2 separate regions of the Homo sapiens genome follow, and region 2 is linked to region 1. Evidence: chromatin loops called from intact Hi-C (ENCODE). Cell type or tissue: IMR-90. All regions are shown on one strand. Each heading gives the region's core, and the rest is flanking DNA. Links, peaks and the distances in the headings are about the cores only.

Region 1 (5,389 bases), core at 205-5,204:
GAACCCGGGAGGTGGAGCTTGCAGTGAGCCGAGATTGCACCACTGCACTCCAGCCTGGGCGACAGAGCGAGACTCCGTCTCAAAAAAAAAAAAAAAAAAAAAAAATGTAAGTCATTTATCACTAGTCTAGGACTTTGTACAAGGAGAGGCTCCAGAGCTCATAAAGTTGGCTAGACAATTGCAGTGATCTATGGAGACTGACCAACACCTTTCTGATCCCTAAGGCTCATAAGTTAGAAGAACAACCAGAGTGTAAGCTCTGGATCTGACATTAGGAAAAAAGCAGATATAAAACAAAATTAAAACTGCAGTGGTCATGGTGGTAATATATTGTTCATCGGAGGTTTGTAGAATTAAAAAAGATTGTCACTGGAGTGGAAGGATTCAAGTTTAAATGCCTTTTGTATTTGAAGAAGTGTGAAGTTAACGCATACCCTTGAATGTCATTATTTAATGACATTTTACACCTACATAATCTCCCCTCTTTCTTATAATTAGGGTTGGCAAGGATCAGGGTCAGAAAAACCTCGTATCCAGCAAATGTAGATATTAAATATTAATAGGAGGTAGAAATAAACAATCCCAAATTGACTAGCTCTATAAATGTAGGCTGGGCTTTGATTCATTTTTTAAGGCCATAGGTCATGACAAAGAATATTTATCCTTTGGACATTTCTAAGAATATATGAGCTGTAGTTTATCTTCCTTGCCTCACAATTCCATACATTTAGAAAAAAAGGGCCAATGGACTTCATAAATTGTCTTCTCAAAAAATCCTTTACTTTACTGATCAGGATATTAAGGCTCCGAGAGCATAAGTGAGTTATATCCTGAAACTTAAAGCAGGCATAAGCCAGGAATAGATCTCAGCTATCCACGTGTCACTGTCATAAATAACTATACAAGATTATTTGTTAGTTGTACTCTTTTTATTTCCCAAAAGAAAAGTTGATATAAATTCTTGGATGCCTGGCTATTCCCTAGAACATGATCTTTTTTTTTTCACTTAACTTTTTTAAATGAATGAAGAAATCTCTTAGCTTTTTAAACAAATATTTACTGATGCCATATAGGAATTTTGCTAGCTCTAGGCACTGGGTATGTAGAGATTATATAAATCAAGGATATTAATAAAGGAATGGACTTTATTCCAATGCTACCTATTAGTAGGTTTAATTTTTTCCCGTTCCTCATAGCTCATTGGCTGCTGCACAGATTCTCACATGCTGAGTAGGATGTCTTGAGACAGCCAGCTTGCTTCTGATGGTCAAAATGGTGTCAGGACTTTCTGTAGCACATCAGTAGTTGCCTGCATGAAGTTTGATATGTGTTTATACACAAAAGGTGACATCTTTGGAAGAAAGGAGAAAAGGGTTTTGTTACTCATCTGCCTCTGATAAGCGTGTGATTTTGAGAAAGTCACATTTTCTCAGTGAACCTTGGTTTTATCAAGCAATAGTTTTCCATCCAGTTTTTTTTTTTTTTTGAGTTGGGGTCTCACTCTCTCGCCCAGGCTGGAGTGCAGTGGCACGATCACAGCAGATTCGACCTCTAGGCTCAACCAATCCTCCTACCTTAGCCTCTGGAGTAGCCAGGATTAGAGGCATGTGTCATCATACCCAGATAATTTTTAAATTCTTTGTATAGACAGGGTCTCCCTATGTCATCCGGGCTGGTCTTGAACTTCTGGCCTCAAGCGATCCCCCTGTCTTCACCTCCCAAAGTGCTGGGATTACAGGCATGAGCCACTGCACCCAGCCTCTGGTTGCTTTTGCTTCTAATGAACAGTGGGTGATTACAGGAATTTATCATCAAGGATTGACTAAAATATAAGAATTATAGCTAAAGATGTTGAACAGATGACATTTATAAGTTTAATTATTTTCATTATGAATGCAATTATAGTTGCAGGTCCTTGAAAGAAAAGCATTTTTACTGAGTAATTGTTCATTATAGCATGGTGTTAATGGGCATTAAGGCCAGGGGCTTTTCCTTTTTTCAGCCACACCGGTGATGTTTCTCCATTACTCCCCTGAATTGCTACATTGAAGGACATGATAGCAATGCTATTGCCCCAAGAAGGGCAGGTTGTGTAAACTATTAAGAGATCCCTAGACTGAAAAATAGACACAGCTGAATCCTACTGTCTGTCCCACTATTTATTAGATTTTGGGTAAATGGCTTAAATTCACTGAACCCAAGTTACCACAATCATAAAGTGAAGTGATGGTGCCAGGTTTATTTCAGCACCATTTTTCATAGCTACAGGACTACAGTTTACTCCTTTCACTAGGGTATTCCTTACTGTGGCCTGCCAGGTATGCTGTGGAGTGGGAATAAACTTGGGTTTCACCCCCTTATGCCTTGGATTGCTAACATTCCTACTGGAACATTGTCTGGGGGACTATTGGGAGACCTCATCTGGCAGAGGAAACGGCCACTAACATCTATATTTGATGGCTGTTAGGAATACTGGAATTGTGTGCCACATCTGTTTCCTGAAGATCATGTTAACTTCTAGAATGTTTCTTGGTGTCAGGTGTTTCGGCACAGTGATGCGGATAATTCCTCCCCTTTAATATGTTGGGAGAGAGTTAGGGTGTGGGAGGAGTCTAGGATGAATACCTGAGTTTTGTCTTAATATGCATCATATATATCATGTAATAGGTATCAATTGTTTGCAAAACACCATCCTGTGTGCAATATGCCTATTAAACAGTAACGAGATATTATTTCAACTATTTCAAGAAGAGAACAGAAATTAAGGGAAAGTAAGTAATCGAAGTACACAAATGTTGAATATTTTTATAAGATAACTTATTACTAACCAACAATTCCAGAATTTGAACATATACCTGGTGGATTGAGAGTCTAACTTTGAACATACAGAAGGTAATATGCCATAATAATATTAAAATCAGGAAAATTTATTTCAGATAATATCTTGTCAAACATCTTAAATTTACAAATGAGGTCAAATTTACGAATGAGAGCCAGGGGTTGAATGTTTATCTTCCCAAGGCCAGCAAGTATCCGCACTAAAAATATCTAAGCAGGACTCTCTAGCTACCAACCCAATGTTCTCCTCACTAGAGAGATATTTTTTTCATTCCAGTTTTCTTACCTTCCCCAATACCAAAAGTGCTTATTATATATGAGCTTGCAGATGATGACATCAAGAGGGAAGTGAGGCAAGATATTAACTGACCACCTGTTTTGTCTGAGATTCTAGGTGAGTCAGTTTTGCCATTTAATCTTTAAAAATCATGATGCGGCAGAGACAGACAGGGACGCTGAAGTCAGAGGTTACGTCACTTCATAAAGATGAGAACAGAGCCAGGAAAAATTCAAATTCCTTATTGGATTGTCTCAAAGACTTTTTAGATAAAACACTTTGGAAAGTTTAAGTTGAAATTATAAATTAAATTTAAAAATTTAAATTTATTTAAAATGCTAGGCAGTTTGAATTAAAAGATACGTTACCTCATTATTACATTTTATAATGCCCCTCAAGTTTTTATGTTCAAAATTTTCCCCCAGAAGGCAAGAATAGTTTCTTTGAACTATGACTGCTACTGTTTTACTCTGAGTCATTTTTGGTGTGTAAATTGTGCATATTTGAATAGTTCGTAAGCTTCTGCAATCTATATCTGGGACAATTCCAAATTCCATCCTGCCTAGTTCTAAAACCATGAGAAAAGCAAAAAATTCAATTCATTTGAATTTCTCTAATAGCTGGGTAAGGGCTGATCATTGACAGAATTGTGGAACCCTATTGAATATTTACTTGTATGGATAGTAATTATATGAGCTTCTCGATCTCACCAGAAGGATGTATTTTTAGTATCTTTATTGTCTTGGTTTTAAGGTAAAGTAAAACCTATTTGGTAATGAGTTTTGTGGATCTATCGCAGAGAAGTTTAAATTATTCTCTTATTCAGGCCAGGGACAAACAAGGGAGCAAGAGGGATTAGATAAATTAAATAGATGATTAACTGTGAGTAAGAATTTTATCAACTCTTAGCAAGGGTTCAGACAGTCAGACATCATATACCAGGCAGAGTGAGAGAAAAGTTGCTTCTCTAATCTAGAGAAGAATAGGTGACTGCAGTTTAGGACCTTGCATAGTTCTTTGAAAGACAAAACAAACAACAAATAAACAAACCCAAATATGACTAGAAATAGAGACCTCTTTGAGGGCTTTTACATGTAGGTCCCCACTCTGAATGCTCCATCTATTGATTCTCATAGGACCATCTTTTCTTTAGCAAGATACAGATATTTGGCCCTTTGGGGATCAGTTCTCATTTTTGTTGTGTGAATAAATAATCTTGATTAAGAAAAAACGCTTTCTAAACTCACTTGCTCCTTTTGCTGTGGTTTTTTTAAAAAGCTGCATATTGTAACGACTTTATGTGTAAATATTTTAGAATAAAAATTGTAAAGTACAACTGTGTTTTGCTTAAAATGTTAAAAACTCAGAACAACATGATTTAACAAATAAGCAATTTAGAAAGGAGATACTCAAGAACACAGGTCAGCAAACTACATCCCTCAGGCCATACCACTCTGCCTGAAAGCTAAGAATCGTTTTTAGATTTTTAAAGGTTGTAAAAAAAAAAAAAGAGAAGAATATATGTATATGTCCCACAAAATCTGAAATATTTGTTGTATGATCCTTAAGAAAAGGGTTGCTTTGACTCCTGATTTAGAACATTTAAAAAATAAACTTTACAACTTATTTTCTTTATAGTCTTATTAAAATCTTTTTCCATGAATTATTATACTTGAGGTTACATCTTGGTGTAGATAAATTGTTAATAGCCCCATTTTACAGATAAGAAATTGAAATTAAGTGATACATCCATGACTACTTAACCTTTCAAATATGTGAATAATATGATCCTCTAAATTGTATTTACTGCTTTAGTGCATTATCATCAATGATTATATATGCTAATATTTAATCTCTACATCAAAAATATTCCATCAAAATGCGTAAATCTTCCATTTATATTCAAATAATATAATTTACACAAATAAAATATAAATAAAACTTGATTTGAGAAAAATCTGTATAGCAAAACCTACATGGGTTTTTTGTTGTTGTTTTGGACATGAGTCAATTATGAACTAAGCATGTACTATTATTGTTAAAAATAGTTTATAGATAAAGATAATCATAGTCCCTTGGGGACAATTTGGTCCTTCCAAAGATCCAAAACTATGAGAATTACAGAAAATGCAAGGGACATTTAATAACACACATCTGGACAGTGAATGTGTTCATATAATATAAAATTAATACTAACTAGACTTATTTAATATGAAAACAAAATATATTCAGAAAATGAGAGACTTAAGATGTAAAAGAAAGATAAGATTCACT
Region 2 (5,389 bases), core at 154-5,153, 61 kb after region 1:
GCCTCCTGGGTTGAAGTGATTCTCCTGCCTCAGCCTCCTGAGTAGCTAGGATTAGAGGTGCCCACTACCAATCCCAGGCAATTTTTGTATTTTTAGTAGAGACGGGGTTTCACCATGTTGGCCAGGCTGGTCTCAAACTCCTGACCTCAAGTGATTTGCCTGCCTCGGCCTCCCAAAGTGCTGGAATTACAGGCATGAGTCATTGAGCCTGGCCAAGGGAGGCATTCTTATTATCCCATTACAAAGCAGGGAAACTGAGTCTTCTGGGGCATAACTTCCCTAAGGCTATACTGCTTAACAAGTGGAGAAGGGGGATTTGAACCAGCTTTTTCTAAACCAGCACATCAGCCAGGAACCTAACATAAAAAGACTAGCACAATCTAACTGGGTACTGTTAGGGAGAGTTTCATAAATCTACCATTTACAAAAGTGGGGCAAGGTATAGGGAAATCACTGGGGATAGTGCCACTCCCTCGGACTAGCAAGAACCAGGACTTTTTTTCATTCAGAGGTTTGAAGGTTCAGTGGAAAGAAGTGATTGCTGGAAACCTGAAGTGCTTACTAGAACCTGGGCCCCTGAGAGGAGCTGCCCTTTGGTCAGAGCCCATCCAACTCTTTTTCTCTGATCTCCTGCCTGTGCTTCCAGTCATATGAATCTAAAAAGTAGCCTAAGAGTCAAGGATATAGTCCGTATTCAGCCTAGGAAAACACAGAGCAGAGGGAGAAGTGGGGAGAGGGTACCTGCAGAAGTAAACTGTGGATATTCAACAAAAGTGTGGTGGTCTCACTAATGATCCAAGATGTAACAGTCTCTCATTGTCTGAGATAATGCTAGGAGTTCTTTGTCTCACGTCCAAGATGATTAAGGAGCATGGACACAAGGGTGAGTTTGGAGCAAAAGTTCAATAAGCAAAAAAGAAAGCTCTCCACTAGTGGAGAGTGGGCCCAAATGGGTTGCCTACTATGAGGCTGGGGTCTGGGGTTTTTACGGACTGGGAAGGGGAAGGAATGTGCTTAGTTTGAGGGCTGTCTTGGATAAAATGTGATTCAGCTTGGCCCCGGGACCAATCAGGATGTGAAGTGATGATTAATAGGGGCTACACAGCTTGGCCTAAGACCTTGGCCCAGGACCATTCAGGAGCTTAAGTGATGATTCATAGAGGCCAGGCTCCCAGTCCAAAAAAAAAAAAAAAGGAAAGTGCCCACTGGAGCCCTCTGTGTTCATGCCCACAAAAGGAGACAAAACATTTTCCTAGGAGCCTGCTGATTATACAAAAGACAAAGACCAAAGACATTTCTATGTCAGGCCTGTTCCCTTATCTGAGTGAGCCAGCAGTTTGTGCATGTTTTTATCTGAGTGGGCTGGAGGTTCTCCTATCTGTGCAGCTGCGGGCATGTCTCTAGGCACAAGCCCCTGTGCTAGTTCCCTTATTGGTGCCTGCAGCTTGATTTTTACTCCAGACTGTTTTTTGTGTTATGTGGGGCTGAGGCACCAGCCCATGGGTCAAGGGCTTTCCAGGGACCCTTCCCTTGCTGTCTACCTAAAACAAGCTCACTAACTCCTCTCACTAGTCCTTTCATTGTGCATCTTTGGATGACCTATGTCAAGATTCTAGGGTTGTGAGCAAAAATTCAGATTTCTGAGTCTAGAGGTAATGCCTGGGAGTCTGCATGACAAGAGTCATAGAATTTTATATAAGATTGTATATAACTTCTCAGAGAAGACTTGAAGAAAGTAGCAAAAATAACCTTTAGATTTCAAAGGAGCTATTAAGGCATGAGATGTTTAAAAATGCTCAAGCAAGAGAGACCAAGGACTAATGAATGAAACTTACAGGATGATAGGTATCTGTTTAACATAAGGAAGAACTATTTTGTGACCTAAGCTGTCGATCTATGGATGATAATACAAGAGCTGTTTCTGTTATTAGAGGTGTTGAAGCAGTAAATGTTTGATGAGATAATAAATGTAAAATGCTTTGGAAAATGTAAATTTAAATGATGATAATGATGACAACAATGATGAGGAAGACAGCTGAAATAGTTTATTTGCAATGAAAAACTGAACTGTAAAATTTTAAAGATGTTAATAGTGAAGAAAGGGAACAACTATAAATATACTGGCAGGTATCATCCAGGTATCATACCAAGTGCTTTATGCTGCCTTATCTAATGGGATCTGCAACAACCCTGGAAGATAAATGTAAGTATCCTCAGTCACAACTGAGGAAAGAGAGGTTTGGAATAATTATGTAAAATGTAGTAAGAACCTAAGGATTTTGGTTTCATAACCTAGATTTCTATGTCGTATGCTGTATTGCCTTTATATTGGGTAGATTGAATTGCTGAATCTCTCACACTTTAGAGTATGGCTTCTGTTATTATCTATTCTAGTTCCAAATCAGACATTCTAAGTATTCTATATGTACTGTATGCACTGTTCTCTATTCTATTGAATACAGAACAGGTAGCCACTAGGTTATATCATTGGTTCAGTACTTGGGATGAAACCTAACCAGCAATCTTGCTCAGAGTCAATAAATAAACAGCTACAAGACATCAATTTATTAAGCTGTGTAATTCTCCTCCACAGTCTGGAATAGGATGAAGAGGTCTCAGTAAGGGTGTAGATCTTTAGGTTTGATAATGCAAAGTTCTAAAGTGTTGAGTGGAGTGTTCAGAAATATCCCCTGAGACATTGGAAGCACTGAGAGCCGTTCCTATTGTTAAATTTAGTTGCCGAACAATTCTTCTGTTTTGACCTTCTTATTTCTCTGTGAGAAGTCAAGCCAGCAGTTCCTAGGATGAGTTCAGATTTCTGTGGAATGTGAGAGCTGAAGATTTTTTGCTTTGCTCATTTCAGCATAATCACTGGAGAGTGATTCATTTGTATAATAAGAGAGCAACTTGAGAGGAAAATGGTCACAGCCTTTAAAGGGCAAGCTCATTTTTGTCTTGTGTTAGACTATGTCAGGAATGAAAGGCTTTTAAATTGTGACAACTGCCTGCCTCTTGCAATAGCATTCGTCACCATTATCACCTTCAGACAAGACTTGGGGTACAAATTGAAAGGCAATTGTAAGATATTTCACAAATTGACTTGAATATTGAAGATTCAATTAGACATATTGCTTTGACTTTGTTTGCATAGCTGTTGAAATGTGTGCTCCGTGAAAAGATTTCAGCTATTAAGTGCCAGAAAAAAGGAGGGAAAAATCCATGTGATGCTTTAAGCCTCTTCACTCATAGCTTTATCATCCAGCCTGTTTCTTTTATAGAAGAAAATTTTTTACACACAAATAAACATCCTGATTAATGGCTTCAGTGAACAGATTCAGCTTTTTGCATTTTTCTCTTGATTGTCCATTTTTGGTCTCAGATTCTCTACAATTTTGGAATGTCTATCTGTCTGTCTATATCACTTTTGTATATGACTTGTGTTTGTTTGCTTTTTTTTTTTTTAAATCTCTCTTCAGAAAAAACTCTAGAAGTATAGAAACTGTCAATGTCATGTACACTGGATATTTGGAGATTGCCTAGCATAGTATTTGGATATTGCCTAGCATAGTGTTAAGGACTCATGGCTTGTAATTAAAATGTTGGTATCAGCCAAAGAGGGCAAAAATGTTGTCAAGATTCAGAATAGAAATACAGAGGTGGTTGGAAAGCTAGATCCTGGAGGCTGAAAAAACAATTCAAACTAGAAATGAGGTCCTCACGTCTCTGGTAGATTTCTCTGGCTAGTTTCCCAGCAGTTTGTACTTCTTCTATTTATCTTCTTCCATGGAGGTCATGACCAGAGCAGAGCTTACTGACAGAGCCATGGCAAAGTTAGAGGACAACATGGATCATCTAGAATAGACCTTGATCTTTCCTAAGAAGGAGAATGAGGAGTTTGTCCATACATTGAATCTGACTTTCCTCAGCTCCAAACTGTGAAACCTAGATCCAACCTCAGCTAAATCATAACATCTAATTATTCCCCAGTGCCTTGAAAACCACAACTATCTCTCTTTTAGAGCTCCACGCATTCCAATTTTCCAAATTTTATCTACTCTTAAAATATAGCTGGAACATCATCTCTAAAGACTAACTTCTCTAACCTTTAGAGCAGACAAAATCACTATTTTGTCTAAAGCTAAATTCTTTATTCTCTTATAATACTTACTACCATTTCCTAAATAATTTATATGTTTCACAGGAATGCATTTCTCTTTGAATGCATTTCTCTTAGAATCCCCATAAGTCTCAGTGTGGTGCTAGATATATGGTAGTACATAAAAGATACTCTTCCTTGACCTAATCCTTACATATTGGAGGGATCACCTACTAGGATTTTCCAGGAAGAGAGCAAACAGTCTATCTTTCTCTTCTCAGTCTCAGTTCTTCTAGAAGCATTTCTCACTGAAGGAAGAGCATTCCAGGAAGCTTAGCACTAGGCTAAAAGTTTAGAGTTCATATAATTAACAGCTGATACATGAAAAAAAAATGCCAAGCTGAGAAAAATTTAAAGAAACAAAAGCATTTATTAGATCAAGATGATAAAGGTTGAATGACAGAATCACAGACCATTTTCCTCAAGGCATTGGAAATGAGGTATTTGACCTCTGCCATTTCTGAGACTTGTGGCTGCTCAGAAAATATTTGCTGAATGAATAGTTACATATACAAGGCACTGAGAATATAAGGTACTTAGGAAGATTGATATAAATATTATCTTCAAGTTATTTAGGATAAAAAAGCCCTTTTAACCTTTGTGCTATATATGAATTTTGTTTTGTTTTGTTTCAAATGACAAAGTTTCTGGATCCTTAATGTTCCTGTCAAACTCCTCTACACGGTCTCTAGCTATCTCTGGAAGCTGATATCATTATTGTCACTTTCTACCTTCTCGTAAACTGTATATACAAAAACACTAGAGTCTAGTAAAATTATAGCCTCTTTCCTAAGAGTTCCGTAATGACTTGGGATAGATACAAAATGATTTATACTACTGAGTCTCTGTGGAAACACATCACATCTCATAAGATATTTTTAACATTTTTAAGGAAGAGGCATAGGTTGTGAATCCCAAAGCAGCAACCAGTAGTGATTGGAAGGCAAAGCTATGGGTTTGCAGCAACTGTAAATTGTGTTTTAGGGATCCCAGTGGAGCCAGTAGGAAATGAAGAGGAAAAGTTAGTGTTAAAAATAAAGAGAAAATAAAATAAAAAGGCAGGTGTGATGTGTCCACTTTCAGGCCTGGCACTTTGAAAATGGACAAAAATTATTGCGGATATAAAAAAAGTAAAAAAATCTCTTGGCAAACACCACTGTAAATTTGCAATAAATAAATTCAATAATAAACATTTAAAATACAACTGTGAAAGGAATTTAAATTATGCCTGCT

The links. A loop is a pair of places that touch in the nucleus more often than their neighbours do. Peaks named below come from ENCODE experiments on the same cell type or tissue, not always from the same donor. Only the 100,000 strongest peaks of a DNase experiment are listed, where the experiment ranks them.
Region 2: a loop joins it to region 1, with 4 times the contacts of the local background. A loop is called at or near these places in 1 of 110 quality-filtered maps.

Annotation. Positions count from the first base shown.
Region 1 is chr16:59,570,461-59,575,849 of GRCh38, forward strand. No RefSeq gene overlaps it. Among named protein-coding and RNA genes, the nearest start is that of LINC02141, 280 kb to the right of the region's middle. In IMR-90, for the core only: no CTCF peak of the experiment used is centred there; DNase peaks (open chromatin) are centred at 3,241 and 3,641.
Region 2 is chr16:59,631,325-59,636,713 of GRCh38, forward strand. No RefSeq gene overlaps it. Among named protein-coding and RNA genes, the nearest start is that of LINC02141, 220 kb to the right of the region's middle. In IMR-90, for the core only: no CTCF peak of the experiment used is centred there; DNase peaks (open chromatin) are centred at 1,117, 2,867 and 4,577; H3K27ac peaks cover 2,415 bases.